2 separate regions of the Homo sapiens genome follow, and region 1 is linked to region 2. Evidence: chromatin loops called from intact Hi-C (ENCODE). Cell type or tissue: gastrocnemius medialis. All regions are shown on one strand. Links, peaks and the distances in the headings refer to the core of each region. The heading gives the core; the rest is flanking DNA.

Evidence for each region. Hi-C counts contacts between places; a loop is a spot of excess contacts. Peaks named below come from ENCODE experiments on the same cell type or tissue, not always from the same donor. Only the 100,000 strongest peaks of a DNase experiment are listed, where the experiment ranks them.
Region 1: it touches region 2 in a loop (5-fold over the local background); 2 of 110 quality-filtered maps call a loop at or near these places.

Annotation. Positions count from the first base shown.
Region 1 is chr6:14,546,172-14,558,465 of GRCh38, forward strand. No RefSeq gene overlaps it. Among named protein-coding and RNA genes, the nearest start is that of LINC01108, 270 kb to the left of the region's middle. In gastrocnemius medialis, for the core only: no CTCF peak of the experiment used is centred there; a DNase peak (open chromatin) is centred at 4,930; H3K27ac peaks cover 1,658 bases.
Region 2 is chr6:14,632,852-14,645,145 of GRCh38, forward strand. LOC101928354 (a long non-coding RNA gene) reads right to left here. Exons shown (of 4, transcript XR_241980.4): 2 at 11,100-11,218. Among named protein-coding and RNA genes, the nearest start is that of LINC01108, 350 kb to the left of the region's middle. RefSeq lists enhancers at 3,688-3,787, 6,855-7,838 and a silencer at 7,347-7,641. In gastrocnemius medialis, for the core only: no CTCF peak of the experiment used is centred there; DNase peaks (open chromatin) are centred at 6,170, 6,400 and 8,810; H3K4me3 peaks cover 956 bases; H3K27ac peaks cover 3,615 bases.

The DNA.
Region 1 (12,294 bases), core at 1,512-9,511, 87 kb before region 2:
GCATTCTTTGGCTCACAGCTGTATCACTCCAATCTCTGCCTCTCTCACCACATGATGTTTGCCCTGTGTCTGTGCCTTCTCCTCTTACAAGACACCAGGCATATTGAATTTAGCACCTATCGTAACCTAGTATGACCTCATTTTAATGTAATTACATTTCCAAAGATCCTATTTCCAAATAAGGTCACATTCTCAGGTACCTAGGATTAGGACTTCAATACGATCTTTTCAGAAGACACAGTTCAACCCACAGTAGTACCCCATGGGATGTTGTGTGAATTAAGTGAGATAATATGAAAAGAGCTTAGACCAGTGCCTGGAACATAGGAACATGAACTACTTATTCTTTCTAAACCTTACGATAAGCTCATAAGGGTGGATCTTATTGCACTTCTTCAACAGAAGAGAAACCCTAGGCTGGAGGTGAAAGAAATTGGCCTAAAGCCACCCACGTAGTTAGTGGTACAGTTCAAGTTTAGAGTGGCTTGCTCTAACTCCAGAACCCAAGTACTTCTAATAATCTATTACTCCGTACTCCTTCTAGAGCGACTTGGCTTTCTAGAACAAACCAGTTTCTTCATACTTTCCTTATAAAACTCACTTTCCAACCCTGGGGTTCTCCTACTTCACTCTCCTGCCACCTGCCACGAATTATTCAAGTTCAAATTCACTACTTTAGAACCCCCAATTAAAAAGCACTCAGCTAGAATGGCGGTGATTCTTGCATATATCTTTAACCAAGCTTGGCCAACCCACTCTTGCAAGCCACATGCAGCCCAGAACGGCTTTGAATGCAGCCCCCCAAAATTCATAAACTTTCTTAAAACATCATGAGATTTTTTTGTGATTTATTTTTAGCTCATCAGCTAGCAATAGTGTTAGTGTATTTTGTGTGTGACCCAAGACAATTCTTCTTCTTTCAGTGTGGCCCAGGGAAGCCAAAAGATTGGACCACCCCTCCTGCCTTTAACCCTTACTCATTCTTAGTACAATGTCAGGTTTAACCAGGACATCAAAATAGACTGCAACATTTCCTTACCTCAAGGGTTTATGGATGAGAAACATCAGCCAATTACAAATGAATTTACAATATGCCGGATAGTATTCTAAGTGCTTTAACAAATATTGACACATTAAATCCCCCTGACAACTCTGTGAAGGAAATATTGGTTTATTCCCATTTTACAGATTAGGAATATGCAGACACAGAAAGGCTAAGATCACAGAGCTAGAATGTTCCAGAACAGGGACTTGGCTGGGGTAGTCTGCCTTTTAGTTCCAGAGCCTATGCTTTTACGCACTGTGTTCCATGTGCAGTGGATTTATTTAAACATCCCCTGAGGACATTAAGGTTAGTTTTAATATTTTGACATTCGAAACAATGCTAGAGTAAACATCCTCAAGCTAAATCTTTACGCACAACCCGAATTATTTTTCTGGTAGAATTGTTGTGTCAAAGAGTAAGCATGTTATTAAGGCTTTGGTATGTAACGTCAAATTGCATGAATGAGGGAAGGAGTTCTCAGGAAGTGAAAATGGGATCAGCAACAGCATGAAATGGAAAAGCATGGGGGTATGTCTGGAAAATGGCAAACACTCCAATCTGAATGGAATGTAAAGTGCTTGAAGACAAGAGATTGAAGCACTGCTTCTAAATTGGTCTGGACCCAGCTTGTGGAGCACTTTGAACACCAGACTTCAGAATTTAGACTCTGTCGAGCAGCACTCAAAAACCAGCATACATTTTTGAACTGGGGAGTGAAATGATCAGATTCTGTCTAAAATAATTTGCTCAAGAAAAACTTGAGGAAAGAAAAACTTCTTTCCCTTCATAAGAGGAGTCATTCATCACAACTGCATCAGTACAAATGGACTGGTGGGGGTATATTTCATTATTCTTTTAACATGGTACATTCTTGAAATTACCTATTTTTACACACAGAGAAATAAAAGGATTAATATAAAGAATAAATATATCAATAACAATAATTATATGTATTCTATTTTAATATATGGATTATTTTATATATTCTATAAATGTATAATATACTTAATATTATAATGTATAATAATACAGTAGTTTCCTCTTATCCGCAGTTTAGCTTTCCAATGTTTTAGTCACCCATGGTCAAGGGCAGTCCAAAAATAATAAATGCAAAATTTCAAAACCACAGAACACAGAAGATGGTTCGAATGAGTATTTTTTTAAGTTGCCCATGGATGGTATATCACTAACATCATTCTAGATGTAGAAATGAGAAGTTAGTTCATTTCACACAATGGATGCCCCAGGACATTAGGGCTTCATTCTCTGCATAAATGGTTGAGAAAAACTGGTAGAATGTATCTTAGGAGTGGAATTTCTGCTGGGGGTGCACAATTCCTATGGTACCTGACGGTGCCACAGGGTTGTATCAAGGTACACTCATTGGTAAGAGAATTCACAGCTCTACAGCACTGCCAACAAATCAGGTTGTTAAAATGCTTGCTACTCTGAAAGGAGTAAAATAGCATTACAGTGTCTTGAACTTGCATTTCTGCCATTACAAATATGGAAATCTTTCTTTTTTCATATTTGTATAGACTAGGTTTCCTTCTTTCTGAATTTCCTGTTTAATCGCTGGTCCATCCATTTCTCAATTGGAGTATGTGTCTTTCTCTATCGATTTGTAGGCATTCTTTACATACCCTGATAGTAATCCTCTGCTGGTGATACGCATCATGGCAAGTATTCATTAAAGTAATCCTTTATGGTGAATTTTAATGTGTTGAGTCCTACTTTAAGGCTAATGCAGGAAAAAAAAAAAAGAAGTTCCCAAAAGGACAGCCAATATGTAAATATATTTACAGTTCCTTCACTAAATAGACAAGTATTACATATCTTCTATGGGTTAGACTCGGTAGGGGAAAGGTCTGGGGATATAGAAATAAACAAGTCAGGATATCTACCCTTAAGAGATTTGCAATGCAGAGGAGGAAACAAACATTTAAATTCTATTACAACCCCGTAAGAGCCATCATGGTTAGCGGTGAAATATTACACGTCTTAGCTGCCATAACGCCACTTTAGAGGAAAAAGGATAAACGTTTCTGCAGGTCATTATCACAAGACTGAATGAAGACAAGGAACAGGGAAAGCTTCTCTCCTGCACCTCAAGTCCCATTTCCTGGCAGGGCACAGGGTGACCAGTTCACAGATGTGGTAGTACCTGCTGTCCTCCAGAGCCACCACACCTGGCAGGACCAAAGTCCTTGAAATTACATTCTCTTAAGTATATACGTGCTCTTTGTTCTCTCACACCTCTGTAAACAAGGCTTTTTGCTGCTGTTCCCATCAAGCTGCTCCCTGCAACTGTGTAGAGAGACTGTCACAACAGCACTTGTCAGGAACTGCAGCGTAGCAAGCCATGACAGCTGGTGGCACGAGGAGCCCATGCATCTGCTTTTCTCCCTCTGCCAGGCCTCCCTGAATAATGGGAGGTCTTGTGTACACACGAATGATGCTATTGATCCTCCCACTGTGGGCCCCAAGCACTGCCGTTCTTTGTAAGTAGCTGGGGGTTGCGTTTACACTGCTCTCCTCACACACCACCACCTAATTCCCCCTGGGATCCAGGGAGCGTATTTGTACTTGGTTATAAGTGCAGAGAGCCCTGGAATCTTTATCAGGAGAGCAGAATTTGGGTGGCAGCCTTGTCGCATACCAGGTGGGTAGCTGTTTCTGTACCTCTTTTCTCATACCTAGGAAAATACCTGTTCTGAAGTTCTCAGTGAAACATATGTGAAATTACTTATGAAACTGATTTGTGAGCTCTCTTGTACGAAGCAAATGAAAGTTATTATAATTATTTGCATGACTCTTGATATGGAAGGCACAACTTCAAGAGGTCCACTAATAGCATCTTGTGGTTTCTGAGCCCACACATCTGTGGCGCATCGCAAATGGGCACACAACTTTTTCCTTGGACAGCTGATGTACTCAGCCCTGATGGGGAGTGGGGGATCTCAGGAAAACAAGTGAGAGAATTCTCAAATTCACAGAATCATGGACTACCAGATACAAAGGGGCCTTCCCATCTACAGTAGAACCTTGATGGGTTGAATCAGTGGCCTCCAAACTTCTTGTTCCCATGCTTTTAGCAGGAATGCATTTTTGCATATAACTTTCCAATATATGCCTATTTATTCATTTATAGACAATAGATGTGTACTAATATAAATGGGCATTTTAAAAACATACACAAAATTAGACATTTTTAAAGTGTAAAAAAAGTTCTAATATTTTCTTCTGGCACCACACAGTGGATCATCTTGCCCATTCTTGAGAGTACATGCCTTTAACATTGAAGTCCACTGGACAAATCAGGACACTGAGGACCAGAGAGATGAAGTGATTTGCTCCAAGCCAACTGGCTAGTTGGTGACTGAGCTGACATGCTGGCCTGAGATCGCTGTTTCCTGATAATGCGCGTGATCTCAGAGTTTACCCTATATTGCAAATTACCTCCATGGAATTACCACACCCTATTCTTAGTTTATTCCTGATGCATCAAGAGGCTTTTTTTTTTTCTTAGACCTCTTTTTCATTCTTTTAATTTCTGAGAACAGACCTGAGAGAGTGGGTATAGATTTCCTTCACATAACAATGTGAGAAATAATAGAGCAAGATTGTATGTCACAGATGAAAATGCTATATTTATGCCTCATTGTAATCCATTCATTGCTTTATGGATCCAAAGTCCCCTTGGGAGTGTCACAAATCCACATAATGTTCCTGAGTGCAGGATTTGGCATTTGGATCTCTGACTTAGCTGTCAGATATGTAAAATCACATGTAGCCAGACAACTCCCTCGGGACTCCACAGCTGCAGATACTGAAGAGTGCGAGTTATTCCAACAAGGTCAGCATTAATTTAGGCAGATACAGTTCCCCTTGAGCTACACTCTTACTGCCCCATCTAATTTTAAGTGTGACTCAGAGGGCTCTGGTGGAGCGAATCCAGTAGCATTCTCTTCTCCAGCACTTTCTCCAAGCTCAACAAGGGTGACTTTCAAAGGAGTCACATGCCTTTAAGGGAGACAACGGTTTTCCCAAGAGTCTGAACTTCTGAGGCTACTGCACAGCTCTGCTTACCTGTCTTCACCCTCCTTTACCTGCTTTTCAGCCTCTCAGGATCCCTCTCTACCCAGTGGCCTTGCTTTAAGGATCCCGTACATGCCATGCAAATTGCTGGGTGGATGATTCTCTTCTGGACCACGTAACCATGACTTGGATATCCTCTCCTATGTCCAAATTGCTTCTAATCAATGGTTGATGAAAGATGTAAATGAATACTAAGTACACTTTAGAAATAAAATGAGCTGACAGGTAAGTTAGCATTCCCCTCATCACCAGGGGTACACCAAGAGAAATTATTTTACTGGGTGAAAGGTTGGAAGTGAATGGTCTCTGGGCTGGGTGCGATGGCTCCCCCTATAATCTCAGCACTTTGGAAGGCCGAGGCAGGCAGATCACCTGAGGTCGGCAGTTTGAGAACAGCCTGACCAACATGAAGAAACCCCGTCTCTACTAAAAATACAAAATTAGCCAAGTGTGGTGACGCATGCCTGTAATCCCAACTACCTAGGAGGCTGAGGCGGGAGAATCGCTTGAATCCAGGAGGCGGAAGTTGTGGTGAGCCAAGATTGCACCATTGCACTCCAGCCTGGGCAAGAAGAGCAAAACTCCATCTCAATAAGAAGAAGGAGAAGGAGAAGGAGAAGGAGAAGGAGAAGAAGAAGTGGTGAGTGGTCTCTCCATTCCCTTCCAAATCACTATTAGAAAAAACAAAGAACATAGAATCAGAGGGCCTGGATTTAAAATCTCCCTCTGCTAGTTAGTAACTGAAGCACCTAGCACACAAAGAGACAAGAAATATTTGTAGCCAGGCACGGTGGCTCACGCCTGTAATCTCAGCACTTTGGGAGGCCAGAGTGGTAGGATCGCTTGAGCCCAGGAGTTCATGACCAGCCTGGGCAACATAGGGAGACCCTGTCTCTACAAATTTTTTTCTTAAAAATCAGGTGGGTGTGGTGACACATGCCTGTAGTCCCAGCAATTCAGGAGGCTGAGGTGGGAGGATCACTTGGGCCTGGGAGGTCAAGGCTGTAGTAAGCCGTAATCATGCCACTGCACTCCAGACTGGGCAACAGAGAGAGAACTTGTCTCAAAATTAAAAGGCAAAAAAGGAAATATTTGTTACATTGTGCAAGTTATTTCACTTTTCTGTGCTCAAGCTTTATCTGTAAAATAGGAATGATGATCACTGTCTTACAGGATTGTTACGATGATTTACATTTAATAAATATTTACGTAAATAAACTATATGATGGAAATTAAAAAGAAACAAGTAATGTCTACATGTTTTAATCAACTAGTGCTTAGCAGTTCTTAAAAGGGCACTCTACAGCTGATTTTTCCATGAGGCCTCACCACATGGCACCATTTCCAAGCGTGACAAGCTTGAAAACCATTGCTGTCCCCCTCGGTTCCCTCCTAAGAATAATGAACCGCATCACAATTGACCTCAGCATAAATGAATGGTCACTGAGCCAGACCTATCCATCCACTGCTTTTCAAATCCCTCGCTCTCAATTCCAGTTGCTGCCTCAACAACTGGTTTTATGTAGGTTTCCTGCAGGCACAGCCTCATCATGCCTCACCGTAGGCACATACCTCATGTTTCTCACGTTCGTCCCCAGCACCTCTGTTTCTAGAACCTCTGCAGAGCCCACATACAGATAAAGCAATGAGAAAGAGTTGACAACCCTAGGGGTAGACCTTGGTCAATACAGGACAGAAACAATCCCATACATCTATGCCCCTTGAGGAAGAGATTCTGAGACATGTTCCATCACGCTTCTAGAGAGTCCTGGGGAGCAAGCCTCCAGTTGCCCTAGAGGCAGCTAACTCAATGACACATCTGCATTTTGAATCTCTCTCCTTCCCTGTTTAGTGCCCCTGTCTCGGCTATGTTTCCTAAATAAGCCACTCAGCCTGCATGGCAGTCTTTGTCTCAAGCTTTGCTTTTGTGAGGAGCTGGGGCTGAGATACCACCATGTGCCAGACACTATCTTCGGTTATCTCATGCATCCTCTAGGGCGGCAGTCCTCAACCCTTTTGGCACCAGGGATCAGTTTCGTGGAAAACAATTTTTTCATGGACCAGAGTGGTTAGGGGTCAGGGGTGGGGGGATGGTTTCAGGATGACTCAAGTGCATTATATTTATTACACACTTTATTTCTATTATTAATACATAATAAAATAATTATACAAGTCACTATAATGCAGGATCAGTGGGAGCCCTGAGCTTGTTTTCCTGGAACTAGATGATCTTATCTGGGGGTGATGGGAGACAATGACAGATCATCAAGCATTAGATTCTCATAAGGAACCCACAACCTAGATCCCTCACACGCAATAGGGTTCACGCTCCTGTGAGAATCTAATGCCGCTGCTGATGTGATAGGAGGCGGAGCTCGGCTGGTAATGCAAGTGATGGGGAGCGGCTGTAAATACAGATGAAGCTTCACTCACTCACCCTCCGCTCACCTCCTGCTGTGTGGCCTGGTTCCTGACAGGCCACAGATCAGTAGTGGCCCGTGGCCCAGGGGTTGGGGACCCCTGCTCTAGAGGGGTCAGCAAGCCACAACCCATGGGCCAAATCCTGCCTGCCTGCTGCCTGTGTTAAAAAAAAAAAAAAGGGGTATTGGAACACATCCGGGCTCATTTGTTCACATACTGTCTGTGGATGCTTCTGAGCTACTGCAGCAGGGTTGAGTAGTTGTGACAGAGACCACAGGGTGCACAAAGCCTCAAATATTTACTGTCTTGCCCTTAATAGAAGGAGTTTGCCAAGCCCTGTTCCAAGTGTGATGCCTGGACCACCTGCAGCAGGATCACTGTGTTAAAATGCAGATTCGTGTCTCCAGTTCCATGCAAGCCAGGCGGCAGAGGAAGCATCAGAAGAGCCAAGTGGAACATGGTCCATGATGGGTCACAAGCCCAGAGGCCCAGGAAAGCCAGGTAGGGGGCACAGTGAGTAAAGTCAGATGAGTCTGGTGTTCTGGCCAAGACACAATTTTGTGATATGAAAAGTGAGTAGGAAGAGTTTTCTATTCCATGAGAAAATATACTTTTGCCTGAAAGTTTCCTGAAACAGCCTGCTCTTCAGGCTCTTCTGTCCCTCTCTTGCTATTTTGCTATAGACATAGGCACTAGGCCTGGGGATATCATTTTCATATCTTTTTTTTTTTTTTTTGAGATGGAGTCTCACTCTGTCACCCAGGCTGCAGTGCAGTGATGTGATCTCTTCTCACTACAGCCTCTGTCTCCCAGTTTCAAGTGATTCTCCTGCCTCAGCCTCCCGAGTAGCTGGGATCACAGGCGCATGCCAACACACCTGGCTAATTTTTGTATTTTTAGTAGAGACAGGGTCTCATCATATTGGCCAGGGCGGTTTCAAACTCCTGACCTCAAGTGATCCGCCTGCTTGGCCTCCCAAAGTGCCCGGATTACAGGTGTGAGCCACCATGCCCAGCCTGGGAAATCATTTTCTGTGATGAGACAAGGGTGCAGTCTGAATGGCCACCCACACTGGACCCCAAGGCCAGGCAGACAACAGGGTGAACTAGGGTTCCTATCACCCTGGAGAAGCCCACCCTGTATAAGGGTGCAGCCTCTCCTCAGCTCCAGGTGGCCATTGCCACATGCAAACTGTGGGCCCTAAGATGCTAGATTTTGTGATTTGCTTTTTACAAGGCAAACAGACTTTTGAATTCTTCTGTAAAACTACTCAATTTTGAAGGTTGGCCTGTATTTCTTTTTAATTACTCTATGGGTTAAATAAGACAAGACTTCAGGCCAGATTCCAAATAATAGGCATTGATATATTGTTTGCGGTGGGGGTTGATTTGTTTTTGTTTGTACCTCTGGCTAAACTGTAATTAAAATAACAGTTACCGGGGCTGTTGTTCAATAGGTGGGTCCAGGTGCGGTTGTTAAAATGTTGAAATATAGTTGTACCACCTGGTAAACAGACACTGTCCCTCACCTCCCATCCTTAGCCCATGTCCCCTATCCTGGGGGCCTCCTCTCTCCAGGACCTTAGGACCTCCGATTCAAAGGCTGAAGGTTAACGCCGGGGCAGCAGGGCCTCCTGTGGCTCCGAGGCTGCCATCCTTTCTGACTAGCTGGTGTTTGTACCTGCCAGTGGGTCAACACATTTACTATGCCCTGCCCCCTGTAACCATCAGAGCAGTGCGTGTTCTACCTATGGCAAGAGCTTTATACTTTTCCATTTAACCCTCAGACGGTTGGATCAGGTAGGACTGACACTGCTGTGAAATCCAAAGTTAACTTTAAATTGATCAGAGTCTTGATTATGCATCCTTTCTCTCCTCCTTTCTTCTTTGGGAACCCCATTCACTCCTCCTGCCCTCAGCCCTCCAAGTCCTCCTGAATGCTCCAGAAGAGAAACAGTTCCTCAGATGATCCCTTTCCACTAAGGAGTAAACAAATCGCTACTGGCTAAAATGTGGCTGGGCTTAAATCTTTGTTCTGTAACTCACAAGGCATTTGACCATGGGCAACTCACTTCTCCTTTCTGAAGTTAGGTTTTCATTTGTCATGGGTAATAGGCCCAACGTTCCTGGGCTTTTTGAGAATCATGTGGATGAGAATGTGAAGCTCCCATCACAAAGCAGGCATCCAACAAATCACAGACCTGTTCTCCTCGTTCTTGAAGGCCCCACCCTAGACGGGCTGTGCTGATTGTAACTGGAATCGGTTCCTTGAACTAAAGGGAACAAGCATGAATGACAAGTCCTTCCCTGGATGTCCATGGGACGGCCAACACCCTTACTTTTTAACCTTTGGCACTATGTACCTTTCCACTGTGCACTTACTGTGTTTTTAAACCATGCATTTATCGCTGCAACCCTTTGATGAATATCTGCTTCTTCATCAGCCTGTCTATGTCCTATGAGGATCTGTTTTCTAGTAAATCCTTGGCCACGCAATGCCTGACACTATGAGTGAACAAAGGGCTGTGTGATTGTAGAGGGAAATGCCAGGCATTGGTGTCCATGTGTGGACAGGCGATTTTGGATATGGTCTTTCTCAGGATCCTCGTTCTTATAATGTGGTACCCTTTTCCATCTTGTTCAGCTCCTAGCTTCAGTGCTGCTCTACTGGTTAAAGACAATCTCTGAGGATATTTGTGAATGCAAAAGAGTATGCTTCTAAAGCCCAGGCTTGGGAAAAGTAGGGGCAAAGAAGGCATGAAACAGGCTCTGACCTACCCAGTTTTGGGGGTGGGAGGATAAGGAATAGGCTTTGGGCTACAGGGCTCTGGACAAACTCAGAGGCTTTTCTAGGGTTTTTCCACAAAATCTGGATATTGCACATAGATATTGCCAGCTCACAGGCACCCTCCAGAGCAAAGATGAGCAGCATTGCATTTGTGTCTGTCTTTTCCTTCAAGGCCTGGACCCGATAACTCAGGTCCTAATTGGACCAAGCCTATAAAGTCTCTACCTCTACCCCTACTCCCAAGCTCTGAGATGAACAGTCAGCTTCTCGGGACATTTGCATTAGCAGAGGTCTTTGCCAGCGACCACTCTCAATTCTCTTTAGCTTTAGGCTTCCTGAGACCACACTGCGGCAAAACAAAGTGCATTAGCAGGGCGCCTAAAATACCAGCTGTCAACACCAGACCATCAAGAAATTTATTTCGTCACAAATGCTTTATGGAGATATGTTTTTTTAAAGGTGAGGAGAATAAAAACCTTGTTCCAATAGATGATTCACCAGTGCTATTGAAGTAAAAGGAATTGCTTGTATCTCCAAGCCTGGATTTATGGAAGAACCGCCTCCATCATCCCCTCCTCCTGGCAACCCAACACAAAACAGAATCAGAATCAGACCAGTTTCCTGAGCCTGAGAAAAGCGAATCCAGTTCCCCAATGGACCACATCACACAGGGACACCAATGCTTTCCTTTCATATTCACAATGTTGTACAGGATTTTTGCTTTGGGTTCTCCATTTTACAGGCCAGTGTTCTATTACTTGCCCTGCATGAGCACAAATGTGTTCTAGTTGCTGAAGATGTAGAGACATGAAACAGGGCAAATCTCTTTTTCAGCATACATTACATTTGGTGGTGTGGGTGGGGATGGTTGCAGCATCCACCCGGAGATGAACAGCAACTCAGGGGGGTGGTGGATCAAACTCCAGGTGGGTCAGCAGGGACCACTGAGAGGGTTCAGAGGTGGGAGCGTCCCTGCTGGGAAGGCTTCACTGCTGTGATTGTTAGTTACTAGATGAAAAGCAAGCTGCGAGATGCAGAGACTACACTCCAAGTTTTCTCAGAGTTCCTCCCATGTCAAGCACAAGAGCCAAGGTTGAGCCATAATTGCTGGTTGAGTGAATGCTGCGGAGCATCCCCCAGTGTTCCTCTTTCATGTGAACCTCTTGGTACCATGCAAGCACCAACACGATCATCACAGTGACTTTCAGAAATTCCACAAAAATCTTAACGACCGCCTTTCTGGGCCACAGTTTCCTCCTCTATAAAATAAGGAGGCTGGACTGGATAAACTCGATTATCTCTGAGAGGCATGAACAAGGTTTTCTTTTGCTTTCTGATAACAGAAGTCATGTAAATTCAGATGATATTTTAAAAAGCATAAAGAAAAAAGCAAAAATTATATAATGTCACCATCTTTAAACAGTCACTATTAACCTCCAAATGTATATCCTTGAAGATATTTTTTCAAGTAGTTTTTTGTCTTTTCACAAAAATCTTAGTGCATTATACATTATCTATTAACATTTGAAAAAGTGTATCCATCATGAATGTCTGCAGGTCAGTGTGGCCATAGCTACACCTCATTTTTTTTTTACTTGAAGTTCTGAGGTACACGTGTAGAACACGCAGGTTTGTTACATAGGTGTACATGTGCCATGGTGGTTTGCTGCACTTATCACCCCATCATCTAGGTTTTAAGCCCCGCATGCATTAGGTATTTGTCCTAATGCTCTCCCTCCCCTTGGCCCCCATCCCCCGACAGGCCCGGGAGCTACAGCTCATTTTTAATTCCTGCATGGCTTTCTACTCAGTACGTCGCCAACTCAGGGACATTTCGATTGTTTTCAATTTTCACTATTAAAAATAGGACAGCAATAAATATCATTTGACAATATTTCTGTACATTTGTCTACCCATTTCTGTGGGATTCATTTTTAGAAATG
Region 2 (12,294 bases), core at 1,699-9,698:
ACTACCTCTGTTTTCCTGGCTCAGCCAGCGAGCTAAGGAGCTGTGTCATTGGTGGCTGTTGGGGTCCTGCTCTGGGCTACCTGACAGCTCCAGAAGTGTCCATTTGCTTCCATTACCAATATCCCTGCTTTTAGAAAACTCAATATTCCTGATGCTCAATTCACAAACAGAGAAGTCATGATTGCGATACTCCAGGGTTTCGAAAAAAAATCAGACATATTGATAAAGATATAACAATACATATTTTTTAAATGTCCACATTCCATTTCTCAAGAGCATGCATTTCTCATAAAGTAAGATGCACTGACACTTCTCCCAGGGCTCCAAGGACAATACTCACTGCCACTTTTCCAGCCCAGAGCACTCAGCAGGCCACCTTCACATCCCTCCCTCTACTGGGTGACTTGCAGACTCTGAGCCTCCTCCAGGACCTTTGGAACTACCTGGCTTCCCCCTCTGGGAGCAGCTCTCAAAGCAGGGTCCCCCAGCCCTTTCTAGAAGAGGACCTTTCTCAAAACCCTGTTGAGAAAACAGCCAGTCCCCGGGAGGCCTGCTGTCCTCTCAGCAGTCAGCACAGGTGAACAGGGACTGCAGCAGGTGTCTGCGTGACTTTGTCATTGACAAGCACATCCAGCAGTGCCTTGAGACCTGCTCAGAAAGTTATCTGCTGATACCATCCCTGTGGACACCTCCAGGAGCTGCCAGGGGATACTCAGCCCCAGCCACGTCCAAGTGCAGCCAGAAGCCTGCCCAGGCCAGTGCGTTGGAGTTGTGAGTGATCCTGCTTCCTGACAAGGGCCAGCTGGGCTCCCCCAGCCTCCTGGTCTCCAGACTCCCTGGGCTCAGCCTCCTGTGGCACTCCTGAGCTTCAGAGAGGGCTGGTTCTGTGACTGGAGCTGTCAGCTGCAGAGATACTGCAGAGACACCTTTTAAAATTCATGGCCTTACTCTTCAGAGTTCAGAAACAGATCAGACTCCAAGATGAAAGCGTGGTTTACCCTTTCCCTGGTCCTGCCAGCCCCTTCCCATCTCCCATTCCACCCTCCTTTCCATGTCTCCTTCCCGCAGCTTTCCTTCCCCATTGTCCTCCAGGATATTTTGCATTTATCCTAGTTCTTAATCCACCTGCTTTCATCAACCAAAGCCAAAAGAACACTCCTTTGTTTCCAAAAAGAACATTCGCTCAGCTCGCAATGCAGGCCTGACTCTCAAAGGTATCTCCCTTTGTCAGGTAGGAAGGGCCACGAAAGGTGTGGCTGGGCAAAGGAGATAGAGCAGAGTTTTGAACTGAAAAGGAGGTGGGCGGCAAGGGGTGCAGTTCTCCTTTTTTTTCCAAGAAAGGCATTTGCTGAAGGGCCATCCACCTGAGTCGGGGGGGTGGGGGCGATCCAGGGGCGGGGCAGACAGGCTGGCAGCAGCAGCACATCCTGCCAAGATGAAAGAGCGATGTGTTTGCTTCTTGCCGCGAGTATAAGCAACAACAGAGATCCTCTCAGGAGAATTCCATCCCCAGACATCTCCTTGCAGCATCTCCCCTGTTGGGCCTTTACTAAGAGGCAGCACCTAGTGTCCTCACTGATGTGGGCACCAGGAAAGCTCGCTCTCCTCCCAGACACAGGCTGCCACACTCAAGGCACAGAGACTCTTCGCAGCCACAAGAAGTAAATGGAAGAGAAGCAAAGCCTGCTGACTTCAGGGGCATGGACCCAGTGGCCAGGATGACATGTCCAAGCCACAGAGGGAGAGTCTGCCCTGGGAATGAATGATTCCTTTTGGAAGGAATGATGGATAACACTTATCAAGAATTTATCTGTACCTGACACAGTTCTAAATTCTTCACCTATATCAGCTCACTTAACCCACAAAGCAACCTTATGTAGTACATCTCATTAGCCCCACGGTTAATCTGATGCACCAACTTAGCTAGGCCATGGGACCCAGATATTTGGTCAAACACCAGTGTAGGTATTGCTGTGCAGGTAATTTTTAGATGAGATTAACATTTACATCCGTAGTCTTTGAGCAAAGCAGGTTACCCTGAATAATGTGGGTGGGCCTCATCCAGTCAGTGGAAGGCCTTAAGAGAAATGACTGAGGTCCCCTGGGGAAGAGAGAACCTGCTTCAGAATACCTTCCCACTGGAACGCCATCAACTCCTCCCTGGGTCTCCAGCCTGCCCTGAACGTTTTGGACTTGCTAGTCTCCACAATCGCTTGAGCCAGTTTCTTAAAATAAATCTTCTTCTCCTCCTTCTCCTTCTCTAGTTCTTCTTTTTCTTTTCTCTTCTCGTCTCTTTTCTCTTCTCTTCTTCTTTTTTCTCTCCCTCTCTCATTCTCTCTCTCCACCCCACCCCCCACCCCCAACCTGTTGGTTCTGTTTCTCTGGAGAATCCTAATACACCTTACCTTACAGATGAGGAAACTGAGGTGCAAAGCAGTCAGCTGTTTTGCCCAAGATCTTGAGGCCAGTGAGTGTCCCAGGCAGGACTAGAATGCATGCTGCCTGGCCCCAGACCTGGCTCAGGTAACCAGACAGCCTGCTGCTTCCCTCAGCCACAGGAAGTGGCTCAGCCACAGGAAGTCACGGCTACCTCTCCATTCACAAACCAAAGAAGGTAGGAGGTGGAAGGAAAATGCATTAAAAGTAAAATTCAGCTGGGTCAATGGACAAGGACAGGATATAGACTATAAAACCAATGATATTTGTTTTCATTCTAGGCTTTATTTTGATATCTGTGACCTTAAGTGTGATTTACATCTCTCTGAGCCTCCATTTTCCTGATATGCAAAATACCATAAAAACTTTGCAAGGCTACTGAGGGATTAAATGGGATAATTTTATGTGCAAATAATATTTCCCAGGATATGAGTGAAATCACGTGGCTTGTGTGATTAAGACAACTGTTCCAAATTCTAGTGGCCTAAGTCCCCACTTGCTTGACTTACAAGAGATCCAGGTATTTACAGAAATAAATAACTCTCTCCAATAAGTTTCAGGTCCTCAAAGCTGCCAACCTGTGCCCCTGCTGCCCGTGTTCTCATCCCAGGGGTGGGGTCCCAACCATCTGAGTCCTCAGGGCCAGACAGTATAGCAGTCCCTTTCACGGAGCTCTCATCCACCTTGAGTTCCAATTGCTGATCAAAGCAATGCCCAGAGCAAAGCTGCACCCCCAGCAGGTGAAGGCTGGGCTACAAAGTGGGGTTCACTGCCCAGACCCTCCCCCTCTGGGCCAGCTAAGCATATCAGAACCCCTCTTGCTCATAGTGATGACTCACCAGGACCTCCCCTCCCTGTTCCCCATCGCTACCCACCCATCCATCAGATCTGTCACTGTACCCAAAGCCTAATGGTGAATGGGACTCGTGTGTTTCTCTCTCAGAGGGCTTCTCCACCCCCATGGAAATAAACATGTACAAAAGGACGTGAAGAAGAAAGAAGCTTCACCAGTAACATCTCTGTACAGATCCTACCAGGCTGAAAGAACAAAAAGCCTAGCTGTGGGGTGGTTGTTTTGCTTTTTGGTTTTGTTTTCACTGTGGTTTGTGTCACATGTTAAAGATGTCCCATGTGTCAGGAACAATCGCAAAGTACTTGACCTGCTTTATCTCATTCAGTCGTTCCAATGCCTCTGTTGTTGTGTCATTAGTGTTTCCATTTTATGGATGAAGAAAGCTGAGGCTTAAAGAAGAGAAGTAACATTTCACTGCCTCACAAATAGTGACAGAGCCAACATACAAACCTAGGCTTGTCTGGCCCCAGAGCCCTCATCCTTAACCACCACACTGCACCTTTGTAAAGGGCACAACTATTTGTGTCTAACAAATATTAGTTATCTTTTCTAAGAGCCAAGAGACATTTGTTCTATCCCAACTCTGTCTCTTAGAAGTCAAATGGCTCAGCTTCCACATTTGTAAAAAAGAGAGAACTAAAGTAGAAAATTCTAATTGTTTCCTGAAGCTCTAAAAAGCTACAATCCTAAGAATTAGTGGCCAGAGACCCTAAGCTGCTTAATACATTTATACCACATCCTCCTCAGCTGGTACTCGGCATTGAGGAAAATTCTTAGAAACAGAAATAAACAAAAATATTAAGCATAAGCCGTCATCAGATTTACATGTTATGCTGCAAAATTTATTGTTCTGTTCCTTTTCCTTTAAATGGGAACATTTAGGTCAAGGATATATCGTCATAATATCTCTGAGATGGGAGCTATGAGTGACTGGGCAAACAGATTTCCGATTCTAAGAATCTTCTCTGAAATCAGATGCTTGATAATGTGAATATTAAAATTCCCCCTTCACCCAATAACAATGTGGAAAAACATCTGTCCTTTTTGTTTTAAAATAAACATTGAGAATCTCTCTTTTAAAAATGGTAGAAATAATCATGAAACTAAGTATAACCACAAGAAAAAGTATTTGAGAAGAACTGAAAGACTAAGGGAGAAACTTGATATAATGTCCATCTCCTTGTACTTATCCTCTTCCTTTTAGCTTAATGCCACCTCCTTCATGAACACAGAATTGGAACCCACAACGGATGAGGTCTTGGCCTCACGTATGGGTAAAGCCTCATGTAAAAATAAACAGAGAGGAAATGCTGACGATGCCTGTCACTCCACTCGGATCAATTCACTTCAACATGCTCATTGCTCCATTTCATTTCCTACACCTTGGCCTTGCACACTCTTGCCATGCAAGGGCCGACTCCCAATAGGGAGTTGATTGTTTTGTTTAGGAATTCCAGAGCACCAATCAGATGGGGGGTCCTCATTCTACTCCAGCACACACACTCCACAAATATCTCTCTCCTCTCTCTTATTTTTCATTTTTAACCATTTAAATTCATGTTTATTTTTATGTATTGCTAATGTATGACATAGAGTTCCAGAGGGACTGTCAACTTCCTAAAAAGAATACACCTTCATTAACTCTCTCTACAAAGATGTACCATGTGCCTACTATGCCAGCAGGTGTCTGTACAGAAACAAAAAGGCACAATTACCACCCTAAGGAACCTCCTGTAGGATTCAATGCGGAGGCCACCTCCTCCAGGATGCCCTCCCTAGTACCTGGGTCAGAGTCCTGTGGCATTGGGTATTGGAGTCCATGATTCACCTTCCCTGCAGTGTGATTGTTGGTTTACTTAGGAGGCCCTCATTGCTTCCTTCCCATCCAGTGGGAGACATTCAAATAGGATGCAACTCACAGCTCCCTTAGCCAGAATTGCAGTAATGATGATAATGGTAATGATGTTAATAATCCTATCCATGAAAAACAGGTAACTCCTTTTTAAAGAAGGATTTCTTGCTTATCACCTTCGGTCCTGAATCCCTGGATATACCTGGGTGCAGGCTTCTTGGGGCTCAACACATGTCTGGGAGGATGCCAAGATGGCAGAATGATGTCAGTTTCTCACGGGGTGCTGCTCCCTTAGATCTGTACCATGCTGCCTAATATACGTCAGTTGCATTGAAATGAAAAATGAATAGGAAGTAGATCTTGCTGCTAAAACATATGCATCAGAAAATCATTATGAGTATTAAATTACTGCAATAAAATGAACCAGAACTAATCTTGCAAATTAAGATCCAATAAATTTTTTTTCATGGCCACACCTTTTCTTAAAAAAAAAAAAAAAAGAAAGCAAAAGAAGATTTAGCTTAATAGTATTAAAATTGACTGTAAGGATTTTGAGCGTGACATGGAAAGAGTCGATCAAGAAATTTCCATATGACAAATAGATTTGCATTTTTGGAGGGTGGGGTTGGAGGTTGTCAGGAAGATGTTGAGAATACTGCCCCTGTGCCAATTGGTAAAATGATCAGTTTTTAAGCTGACATACCTATGTATTTTACATGTAAAATTTATGTATACATATTCCCCTTCCTCTTTTCTGCTCCCCACAAATCCCCCAACTTCCCACTCCTTAGATAAGGTTCTGCTGACACAAGAAACTAGTAAATTTCTAAATTTCTGACAACCTCGTATTTTTAGAAGAGATGCTGCTGTCGTTCAAATTAAATCTGAAGCTGTAAATAAACCTTTAGAGCTTTGCCTGTTCACTGGAATAACAGGATATCTCCCTCCACCCTCCAGCAGGAGAGAGACTGTAATTAGCTCATTGTCCGTGAATAGGCACAAAAGAGGCGGTGCTCCCCATACTGGCTCCCTTTCAACAGCAGATCTTGGGGCAGATGTTAATTCATTAAGTGAGTAACTTCCACCATCTCCCAGGAACACCAGGGAGCCCGACTCCCCGTTCCAAAAGGGACACTGAGGAACAACATGAAATACTCTGGCCAAGGACTCACAGAAAGGGTACTCGGAGAAGAAAAAAAACCACCACCAGGATTCACCTCCCTGCTGCAGCCTGCTTCCTGGCGCTGGTTTTGGCAGCCCATCCCGGGGCTGCTCTGTGACACCCGGGGAACCAAACTATTTATAGCCACGCAGTCATTATAAACAAAGCTGTTTATAACATCGAACCTTGGCCCTGCATGAGTTAAAACTCTAGACTGGCAGCTATAAATAACTCTGTTATGCGCTCGAGTGTGACTATTGACTGATACTTCCTCAAATTGTGACAAATAATGACAAGTTTGTTTGACAAACATCCCACTGACATTCATCTGATTTTGAATAAGTGGTGCTGCTTTCTTAATTTGGTCCCTGAGGCCCAGGACTTCAGGAACTTTCTTTATTCTTTCTCTCTCTCACCTCCCGCATCAGGAAACTGTCCTGTGTGTAGTTGTTTTTTCCCCTAATCAACTGGAAGGGATTTGGGGCCATCTAAGGGGAAGCTTATTAAATCCACTGTTTCTCTCTTGGGATAATTCTGCTGTAGGGGCTTTGCAAGGGTCTGGGGAGTTTTGTTAATGACAGAAGGAGGGAGGGGTAGAAAAATGTGGGCCAGGCTGTGGTGGTAGGTAACACAAGGTGGAAAGGGGAAAGCAGAATTTAACATCAGACTGACTGGAATGTCAGTGTTTAAGGGGGACCAGAAATGTAGAAATTTGAGAAGTAGTTCACACTGAATCGATGAAAGACAAGATTCTGGATGGAGGGATTTACCCCCCAGGGCTTCTGGTCTGAGAGATCTTGTAGATCCAAGATTGGGGTCCCCAAGGCTCGGGTTCTCTTTCGAGGCCAGCTGATATTAACATACGTCATGAGTGACGTGAGATTCTAGAGCTCTCAGGGACCTATGAAATGGTCTGTTACTCGGTCATTTCACAGGTCAAAAAGCTGAGGCCACAGGGGCTCCCAGGACTCTTTAGAGCAGAGCTAGACTAGAACTCAGCTGTCTGGACTCCTGGCTAGAAGCTTTATCTTTCATCAGGAAATTAATTAACATGTGAAAAGCATGTGGAATTGTCCCTGGCCTGTGTTGACTGTTTTACAGGAGCACACCATTCACACCATCCAGGTTGCACATCTTTTCTGTCTCTATTAACTCTATTTGCACGGTCTCACACAGCGCCCACCGTCTCCAATCCCTCCTATGCAGAGCTTTCGCAGCAATCTTGCGAATATGCAAAACTGCTGCTCACTGGTCAGCCCACTCCCAGACCAAGCTGGGAGCGCAGTAAGAAGACCTGACTCAGGATCCTGCAAAGGCAGAGGTGGCACCTGAGAGCAAGTCTCCTTAAGTTTTGTGCCCTAGGCCCCTCACGTGACTCACCCTAGTCCCACCCACACTTACCCAAATAAACATCTCCCAACTGGTTTGCATGTCTGCAAAAATTACTGCAGACATCTCACCCTTGCTGACAAAGTCCTCAATCCCTGGTCCCTCCCACTTCTCCTGCCCAAATCTATGCTTTACCCCAAAGTGTACTCTTCACTCCTTCCCAGAACACACAGCCTCGGATGTTTCCCATTCCCTTTGATAAGAATGCCCCCTTTACATGACAAAACCCTGACCATCTTTCCTGACCCATTGCAGATGCCCAAGGAAGCCCTTGTTGACTGATCTGGCAGCTGTGATGTGCTTTCCTTGGAAGCCCCATCACCCTTATTTATATGTCTCTTTCAGCGCTGGCCTGTCTTAATCCTGCCTTACAGTTATTTGTGAATGTGCTTATGTTTAATCCTCTTTTCTAGTGGTAAGAGGGAGATCTTTCTTAATCATTTTGGTATCTTCTAGCACAGTGTATACCTAGAAAAGGGTGAATGAAGTCTTTTAAATCTACTTCCTAAAAGTGCAAGCAAAAACACAGAATGAAACAAACCGGAAAATCTTCAAAAGTAATAAAGGACCGTATCAACTAAGAAAGATTTGGCCAATGTGTAAATAGGTAGCAAAACCTAAAATGGCCCAGCCAGATAAGTGCATGCGTCCTTAGAACCAGCAACTGACACAGAAACTGGCAAACTAGTAAGACAACTGGAAAGAAAGAAGCCAAATAACTGGCAATTAAACAAGCTGGAGGATCACAGGGGCAAGTGTCTAACCCACTGCCAGTCAGCCAGCCAACAAACGTTTATTTAGAGCCTGCAAGCACATGGCACAGAGCTGCCTGTTAAAGAAGAGATGTTTTCCTGGCCTTCGGGAATTGACAATCAGCTCCACTTTCTACAATTTCCCTGCCATTTCAGCTTTTACTAAGACCTGTGGAACTCCAAGTCTCTTGTTGGTTCCCAAATTCTTAACAATGAGCGAATTTGCCAGGCTTTGCCCAGCCTCCCCAGAGAGTCCATATCCGTTTGTGTGTGTGTGTGTGTGCGTATGTGTGTGTGTGTATATCAGCCCTGGCTTATCAGCCCCCTGTGACCTGTCAGGGCTCTTGGCCCTTCGATGGCCTTGCGACACTCCATGGACTCATGACAGAACTCACTACATCAGAACTAACCCATCCCGGAGAAGAAGCAGATGAGAAAACAGCAGCTGACAAGCGAACCACCAAAGAGGAAAAACCAAATTAAACACTCCTTAAGAAGCCAAGTCCTCTTTCTTCCTCAAAAATGACACGGGAAGGAAGGCGCGGGACAGGAGAGGGGCTCCAGGTCCCTTTGCGCTGTTCCATATTAACACAGTCACACTTTGCGATGCACTTGTCACTTCCAATCAACACCAGGGCTTTCCAGGGCCTGGACACTCATTGAAGGGATTGTTACTGTTGGTGAATGGGGAATTAATTAATGCAAAGCCAACCAGTTCATAAATGCCTGCTTTGTGAGCAGTTCCTGCATCCTGGGGACCGCGACTCCTGTGGTCAGCGCAGCCCCAGGACTCCGTGTCAGCAAATGATATTTATGATCGCCATCGGCCCCTTCTTCAAACCACCCAGGGGGAAGCGAGGCCTCACCTGGAGCCTGGGCTTTTCCCGCTGTGGGCACAGCCAAGGGTCCTCCGGTTTCTCTGGTGCTGAGCAGGCAGTGCAGAAAAACTCTCTCCAGTCTTCTGAATCTCTCGCCCACAACCTGACTTACTTCGTGAAGAAAGGCTTCATTTGCAAGTCATAGTGATGGGAACAGGCAGGAAAACAGAGAAGTTTTTCTCAACCCACTCCATTCCAAATTTGGTTACTTGACCTCTAGGCAGGTACAAGAATGTGCACACACACACACACGCACACAATCACACACACACACTCAAACAGTGCCACGTATATGCACAGAATTTCTCTGATCTGTGTTACCTACACAGTCGTCAACTAATTTAAAAATCAGTTCTGATTTGAATGTGGCAAATGGACTCTTCAGGTAACCTAGTTACTAAGAATATAAGATGGAAAAAGTGGTAACCGAACATGCCAAGCCCCCTCCATCATATAGACACACACATCTCATTGAGAGTATACAATGTAGTTTTACTCCCCCTCCAAAAAAAAAACTGGTCCCAAGTTCTGCTGACATAACATGCCCAGGCCCTGCCTCTGTTTTTGCTGTGGTGGCTTTGCTACCTCCTCGCTTTAAACTGCCATGATGCAGGCCTGAAAACTCCCTTTTGCCTTTAAAACATAATGCACTATGATATTAAAGATGGTGGAATTGAGGATGGCTTTTTCTCCTTTATGCTTTGCTGTGGTATCTAAATGTTCTACGATTAAGGTGTGTTTTATAGTCACCAAAAAAATGCATGATGTGAAAGGAGAAAAGAATGTTAGTTTCATAAAATCCCTCAAGAGCGACTTTGGCAGCTTTATCTGATTTTTGAGGTCTTGAAAATTAGCCTGGGTCATAAAGCAAGGAGACTGTGACATTTTCTGAAATTGGATCCCATACTGCTGGTTTCTGTCTGACCTTAGGAAAAAAGCAGGAAGTAAAAAAGAAGTTTATCCTTGGAAAATTCATTCTCTCCTTGCCATGTCCTTAACCCTCTTCCTATAACCTTGCCACCACCCTTGGAGTTCCCATCACTTTTCCTGTTTTGCTTTTTTTCCTTATCATTACTTAAAATATACCCTGAGGATAGGCTGTAGTATCAGTCATCTACACCTTAGTATAAATTAAATTAATCAACATTACTTTAATCCCAATGTTATAAGTTCCTATTTGTAATTTAATTCAAAATCCGATTGTATGATAAAATGTACCAGCTAATGAATAAAGGAGCTGATGTCTGTCATCTCTAGATCAGACATCTAGGCTACTGGCTTCTCTGTTTTGGGAAAGGTAGTCCCTGGAACAAATCACACAGTGCTGTGATAAATTTTTCCACATTAGCTATAGAATATCACCATTTAGTACCTCTATCCCTTTAGAAAGAACTCACTTTCCAGAGACACAGTTAAATGTAAGAATGGTTGCAGATAACGTGCAGTCTACAAAAATATTCATAAGCCCCACGGCTTTTGAAAAACAGTATTCTTTATTTCTACTTGGGAAACTGTATTTGCTACACATAGACATTGAGTATATATGTTGAGTGCCTGATAAATCAAAATGTATAAATGATTTTGAGTGCTAGATTTTGGAAACAGGAGAAAACTATATTCCAGAGAAGTTAAATAACTTGCTGCAGGTCATTCACCAGTCAATAAACTAGGGCTCGAACCAGAAAGAATGGTTTCTGATTCCTAGACTGGGCTCTTTTTGTTTCAATGTCTTAATCTCCCAAGCCACCTAATTCAAGTTCTGGAAAGATCTGATTACCTCAAGCCTTGGAATGATCCTCCAGTGCTTCCTTTTTGGGAATTCTTGGCAAGTAGGCTGAGAAATGAGGCACCGTGTTTCTGACCCTCCTGAGCCTTCTCTGTTTATTAGACCATGCTCTGCAGATAAAAGGGCAACAAAAGACAGGAAAACTTAGGAAGAGACAATCACTTGTTGTTGCTGCCTTTTCTATCCTTCTGATCCATATCACACTCAGTGTGGTCAATCCCTGGTCACCCACATGCCGTCCAGGACCTAGAGAGAGGCAGGACTTCCAAGGAGCTTCCTCACGAAGCACCCCTTAGGCAGAGTCTTGCAGCTGGGAGTCCACCACCCCAACCAGAGGAGTGAAGCAGTGGTGATCTTCTCTTATCCAGAGGTAGAGTGCAACAGTTAGTTGACTCTGTACCCATGGTCAGTCCTGGGGTCACCTTCTAGGTGTCCAGGCCCACCTAGACAGCATCTAGGCCTCCCAGTCCTTGTGTACCCTGTAAATTTTCCAGCACAAACCTTCCTGCTGTCACCTGAATCCAAAAGGAGATCTTGACCATGACTAGTCAATGTGCACTCCATAAAGAATCTCAGTACTTGTCATTTATAGATTTGTTCACTCAGCTAAAATATGGCAAGTGGTTCCCATACACAAGGCACTGGGCCAGGTTCCCACTGCATAAAGAAGCCAATCACACAGCTTCTGCCCTCAACAAGCTGATGGGAAATCAGAAAGACAGACAAATGACAGAAAGCCAGGTTAATTTATACCCAGATAGACAAACTCCTCTTTATTCTTTATGACTCAGATCAATTATCATCTCCTTCAAAAGGTTTCCTGGCCATCTACAGGCAGTTACATGGTGATCCTTCTGTGCCCTGATGATATTTGGTTTGCTCCTCAACAATAGCCATTTCTCGTGTTGTTAAAATTACTTCTGTGCTCATGTGTGTCATTCTTTAAATTGTATGAAAAAGGGAGAGGGTGGAGGGAGGAAAGGCAGAAGCTATTATTCAACATCTCCAGACACCCAGAGTATCTGGGACTTTTAAGACAAGTGAATGAATGGATGAATGGGTGAATGGGTAAATGAATGAATGAATTTTCAAGCTCTTTTGTCCTCTACATAGATTTCCTTGACCCAAATATGTATCCACCCGTCCAAACAGGAGGTAAATATCCTCATGGCTTCGGAATATGTGA